2 separate regions of the Homo sapiens genome follow, and region 1 is linked to region 2. A link is an interaction called in ENCODE POLR2A ChIA-PET data of the cell type or tissue named here. Cell type or tissue: PC-9. All regions are shown on one strand. Links, peaks and the distances in the headings refer to the core of each region. The heading gives the core; the rest is flanking DNA.

Region 1 (2,822 bases), core at 8-2,507, 61 kb after region 2:
TCAAGATTGGAAATTTTTATCACTTAAAATATATAATTATATTTGAACATTTAAGCAGAAGATTGCTGGAATGGGGATATACAGGCCTGCAGTTTCGTTAACTGTTGCTCCCTGTGTGATGGCCTCAGAGGAAATTCTAAGTCCAGTGTTCGTCAAAGAGGCTGGAGAATGTTTCCCTTTTAGTGATCAGTGAAAATAAATTTGCTTACAGTCCAGGGAGATCATGGTAGTAGAGAAAAAAATACTTTAGTAAATAATTTTCTAAAATTCTCTATTCTAAAAATATACTAAGAAAGGATGATTTTTAAATACCTTGGTATTTTAAAGAAATACATTTTCTGTATGAAATTAAGATAACTCTATTCCTCTTCTTATAGCTAACATTTAGACTCTAAATCATGGCACATGTAACACTTCTATTTTAAAATAAATGTAGGGTACGTGAAAGCACAGTTGTTAACTTTGAAAATTTTGAAGAGTGGAATCACCTACAGACATAATAAAGCTGAAAATACCATGGCTTTTCCCAGGTCCTGCTGTTTGCTTAGCCTGAGAAAGGAACTGCCGGTATCATCCAAGTATTGGTCAAAATACATATATACTGTATGGTCATTCTCATATTATTTTTCCCAGTGTCCTATTTGAAAATCTGAGGAAGGTTTTAATGAATGCGGCTTCGTCTTACTTTCCATTAATTATGACTGCAAGAAGAGTACAGCCACTCTTGTTTGATCAGCCTATACACTATGACTAAATGGAAAGTGAATCACAGCCAGAGAGTCTAATAGTTTCACAGTGGTAAAATCATGTTTTGTAAGAAGCAGTTATCATCCTTGACCACCGCTCTGTTAACTGGTAACAGTAAGATAAAAGTAAATGTTAAAATCTTTCTTATATGTTGGCAAAAATCACTTCCTAAAGATAAATGAATGGCTTGAAACATTTATTCTTATTTGCAACTACTTCTTTAGCTTAAGTGACAGGTACTTATGTTTAAAAATAACATGTCTTGTGTAATGATTTATGATTCTGCATTTATAAATGCAGAAAGAATAACTAAAAGGAAGTTGTAAGTGTCAGTTAAGGAATAGATGCTTTTTTAAATATAGAAAATTAGAAAACTTAAGGTAAGAGCAAAAGTAATATACATTTGTTCAGTATTTTTGTTTTCTGGTGAATTGAGATACTTTTCCTACTATTCCTTTAATTCTTTTTAAAAATAACTACAATCTATTTTTTTCTCCCTTGGAACAGTGGATTCCTTTCTCTGATTATGAGGCCTGGAATTTGAGTGATTCATTGGTCAGTTTCTTTTGGGTTCCAGTGGGTGCTAAAAGTAAGAATGATTATTTTAAGGATAAAAAATGTCAGTTGTATATTTTATTGACTGCAGGTAGCTAGAAAAAGTAAACTTGCCATGTGGGCACACAGCGTGTTGCCTCTGAATGATGAGGCAAGCAGGTTACTCATAATACACACACACACACACACACACACACACACACACAGCGTGTTGCCCCGAATGATGAGGCTAGCAGGTTACTCTTAATACACACACACACACACACACACACACAGACACAACAGCGTGTTGCCTCTGAATGATGAGGCTAGTAGGTTACTCATAATACACACACACACACACACACACACACAGCTTTTTCTCTATGTACCTGATTCTTTTAAATTAAAGATAACCAAACCTTTGAATGATGAGGCTAGCAGGTTACTCATAATACACACACACACACACACACACTCTGCTTTTTCTCTATGTACCTGATACTTTTAAATTAAAGATAACCAAACCTTTGAATGGTGAGGCTAGCAGGTTACTCATAATCCACACACATAAACACACACACACACACACACACACACACACACACACACACACACACACTGCTTTTTCTCTGTGTACCTGATACTTTTTAATTAAAGGTAAAAGGTAACCGAACCTTTAACTCTTGAGCCAGTGATAATGAGAAAATAAAATTTCATTTCTAAAATTAGAGATAATGGAACTTAAAAAAAATGTGTTCTCTGTGTCATCTCTGTGCACCCCCTCCCACTATTCCTCTCACACGCTGCACTTTTTTTTTTTTTTTAAAGCTGCATTAATAGGCTGTTATATCCTTTGAAATACCACAGGTCTTGAGAGGGATGAATGATGAAATGTAAAGATCAGTGATTGAGCAGGAATGGGAGAAAGATTAGGGATTGGGTTTTCTGGCACAAGGCTCCTTTCTGTCAAAGGACTGCAAATTTTCCTGGGTTGACGTGGGCTTAATTTTTTTTTTTTCCCCAAGGCAGAAGAATTTTTCTTAGTACAGAACAAAATGGAGTCTCCTATGTCTACTTCTTTCTACACAGACACAGTAACAATCTGATCTCTCTTTCTTTTCCCCACATTTCCCCCTTTTCTATTCGACAAAACCGCCATCGTCATCATGGCCCGTTCTCAATGAGCTGTTGGGTACACCTCCCAGACGGGGCGGCCGGGCAGAAGCGCCCCCCCACCTCCCAGACGGGGCGGCGGCCGGGCGGGGTCTGCCCCCCACCTCCCGGACGGGGCGGCTGGCCTGGCAGGGACTGCCCCCCACCTCCCTGACGGCGCGGCTGGCCGGGCGGGGACTGTCCCCCACCTCCCAGACGGGGCGGCTGCCGGGCGGAGACGCTCATCACTTCCCAGACGGGGCGGCTGCCGGGTGGAGGGGCTCCTCACTTCTCAGACGGGGCGGCCAGGCAGAGACGCTCCTCACCTCCCAGACGGGGTCGCGGCCGGGCAGAGGCGCTCTTCACATCTCAGACGGGTCGGTGGG
Region 2 (2,822 bases), core at 301-2,800:
CAATTTGTTTTATGTATATATGATTTTGTTTCAAAAATGGCATCATATCAAAATTTTTTTCAGATTAGCAGATTCCTCTCCTTAACCTTCTGATTAAAAAAATGCAGAGTATCAGTTTTCTTCAAGATTCTTCCTGCTTCTTTCACAGATTAGACCAGGCATTTATTTGCTTTTCATTTCATTCAACTCCACCCATAAATCCTCAATTTTTCAGGTCCTTTTATTATAAGGAGGCAATAATTCATGTTCACTTGGCTTGTCTGTCCAGACTTGCGTGTCTGTCTGACTCATGCCTTTCACCCAGTCTTGGTTGGGCTGACTTTGAGCCTTCTCATTACTGGGCTTATATGGTCCTAATTACACGTTACTGGGGTACACACAGAAATCACCAATTAGTTTTTGACTTTAAACAGATCACTTACCTCTCTGGGGTAAGTGATTCATGCAATTGTTTTCCAATCGACTTTTTAGCATCTTTTGCACACCTAACCAAATGTTGGGAATTCTACAATTAATATGACCCAGCCCTGCCTTCCAGGAATAATAGGGAAAAGCAGAGAGGCAAATAACCACAGATAGGTAAAAGTCCATGTAAATGAAGAGAAAAAGACAGCCTTGAAAGAGTATGACCACAGGTTTGCCAAATCCCTTTTAAACTCTAAAAATATACCACTCCAATGGAAAGAAAGTAATTTTTTCATGATCTGAGGTACTGTATTTAGATTTCCTCCTCAAAAACACTGAAAAATAGGGATGGAACTTGGAAATATGTAATGTGGGTTGACTCGTATATTCCCCAAAATACAAGCCTCCCAAGGTGGTCTGGAATTGCCACCAACATTTGGACAGCAGGGGTGGGGATGTTCCTGTCAGTGTCTGCCACATGGGAGAGTTTCATGAATATTTGGTGAATTAACTAGTAAATAATTAGCAGACATAACAGACCAAAGTAGAGGAAACTGTATAGCTTTTTTTTGTTGGTATGGATTTGGCAAAGGCTAAGACATGGGAAATGTGACTCTGGGGACAACAGTGGAGCATGAATTCCTTGGGACATGAACTTGGGCCGTTATTCATCCTGCTGTGTTTCCAAAGCTGATTTTCCAGCAAAACAATAATAATAATAATAATAATAATAATAATAATAATAATAATAATGACAACAACTTAGCAAGCTTGGAGATAAGTTACCAGAACTCATAGAGTTACAGATTAATGCTTCGGCCTACAACAAAGTGAAACATTTTTCAAACATAGAATATGCATTTACCATTAAGCAGGCCTACCACAATTCTATGTAGACATTTAAATTTTGGCAAATCATTTACGATGTCTGTAAGTTTCAGACATGTGTAAGAAGGAGCAATGACAGACTTCTCTGTGGTATGCATTGCCTGCTTCAGTCAGTCCAGTGACATTCTGGGCTTCCAGGTGTGGCAATCAAGCAGGAAGTGTGCTGGGAGGGTCACAGCATAAGGCAGCTGCCCGGGGAGCAGATTCAAAGCACAGCTGTTTGGCTCAGAGAACAGCAGATAGGAAGAACACTTCTGCCTGCTACAGAAATCAGCTGGGATATCTGCTATTCTTGCAAATTGGTCTATATTAAATACGTAATTCAGAAACTAAAATTAAAACTAAAACGAAGCCACAATTTCTGGAGCAATCTTCAAACATTCCAGTCATAGCAGCACTTCTTTTAATACAGCCAGCTATCTTTTGAGGCTAAAAAGGAATTTCCTCTAAGCAGAAAAGTCTGAAGAGAGTTCTTCAAAGATCCTTGAGGGGAGCTCATCTGATAGCAGGAAAGGAAAGTTCAAGATGCCTCAGAGACTACATGTATGGAAAAATACTTTACACTGTCAAGGGGAGAGGAGGTCATCTTAGATGATACATGAGAATGCAGTATCTAGGTAGAAATCCTGCTCAAAACTAAAAGAAGAGTATGTAAAGCTATAACCTTGTAAAATAAGGACTCAAGAATGTGTGTGTGTGTGTATGTAATACATTATATATATGATTGCACATATATTAAAGGCAGGGGTGATGTCCAAAATATTTAACAACTGCTGTAACAATATACAGTGATCAATGGCCTTAGTTTGTCTGGAACTAAGGGCTTTTCTGGGACATGGGAATCTCAGTGTTAAAACTGGGACACTCCTGGGCAAATTGGGATGGTTGCTCACCCCAGGCACTAATCAACTGCAATACATGCTAGCAATACACAACCAATGTGGCCTTAATAACAACACACCTGATCTCTCATCCTTAATACCTGAGGATGTTTGTACAGGATAAGCCCTGGGAACCATGCAGTCTTGCATTTCTCCAAATTGCTCATGCATTTGCCTGCCTCTGTGCCTTTGCACACACTGTTCCCTCCACCTAGAAAATCCTTTCCTGACTTGGCCAACCCCTGTCACTTCCTGCAAGAAGACTTCCTGGCCCTTCAAAAACTATATTAGGCACCTCCCTGAAGGTCATCCCTAGGACTCTGTATTTACTCCTATATTTAGAATTTTGGAGGAAAAGATAAAGCGGAAACATAAATCCAAAGAAGCAAGACTATGAATCCCAATTCATTTATGAATGAGGATGAGTGGGAGAGCAACTCCCCAAATTCGGAATCAAAGTAATTCAGTGACAGTTGGTAATGTTCTCCAGGAGGCCACTAAAGCTACTACGGTCTTTTGTTCATGCTGCCAGACCCTCCAGGCAGAGTAGAAAAGAATCTGAACCTGATGATTTTAGGCACAATAATGAAGACGAGATTTTCTGCAGGTGTTAACCAGAGTTCTGCTAATTAAAGAATTTCCTCTCCT

The links. ChIA-PET counts read pairs that join two places held together with the same protein. Peaks named below come from ENCODE experiments on the same cell type or tissue, not always from the same donor. Only the 100,000 strongest peaks of a DNase experiment are listed, where the experiment ranks them.
Region 1: POLR2A ChIA-PET joins it to region 2 with 5 read pairs; 2 of 35 experiments call an interaction of 5 or more read pairs at or near these places.

The regions. Positions count from the first base shown.
Region 1 is chr4:173,181,189-173,184,010 of GRCh38, forward strand. The region is part of intron 1 of GALNT7 (polypeptide N-acetylgalactosaminyltransferase 7); the gene reads left to right. Among named protein-coding and RNA genes, the nearest start is that of GALNT7-DT, 13 kb to the left of the region's middle. In PC-9, for the core only: no CTCF peak of the experiment used is centred there; DNase peaks (open chromatin) are centred at 773 and 1,323; H3K27ac peaks cover 2,181 bases.
Region 2 is chr4:173,119,742-173,122,563 of GRCh38, forward strand. No RefSeq gene overlaps it. Among named protein-coding and RNA genes, the nearest start is that of GALNT7, 48 kb to the right of the region's middle. In PC-9, for the core only: no CTCF peak of the experiment used is centred there; a DNase peak (open chromatin) is centred at 1,430.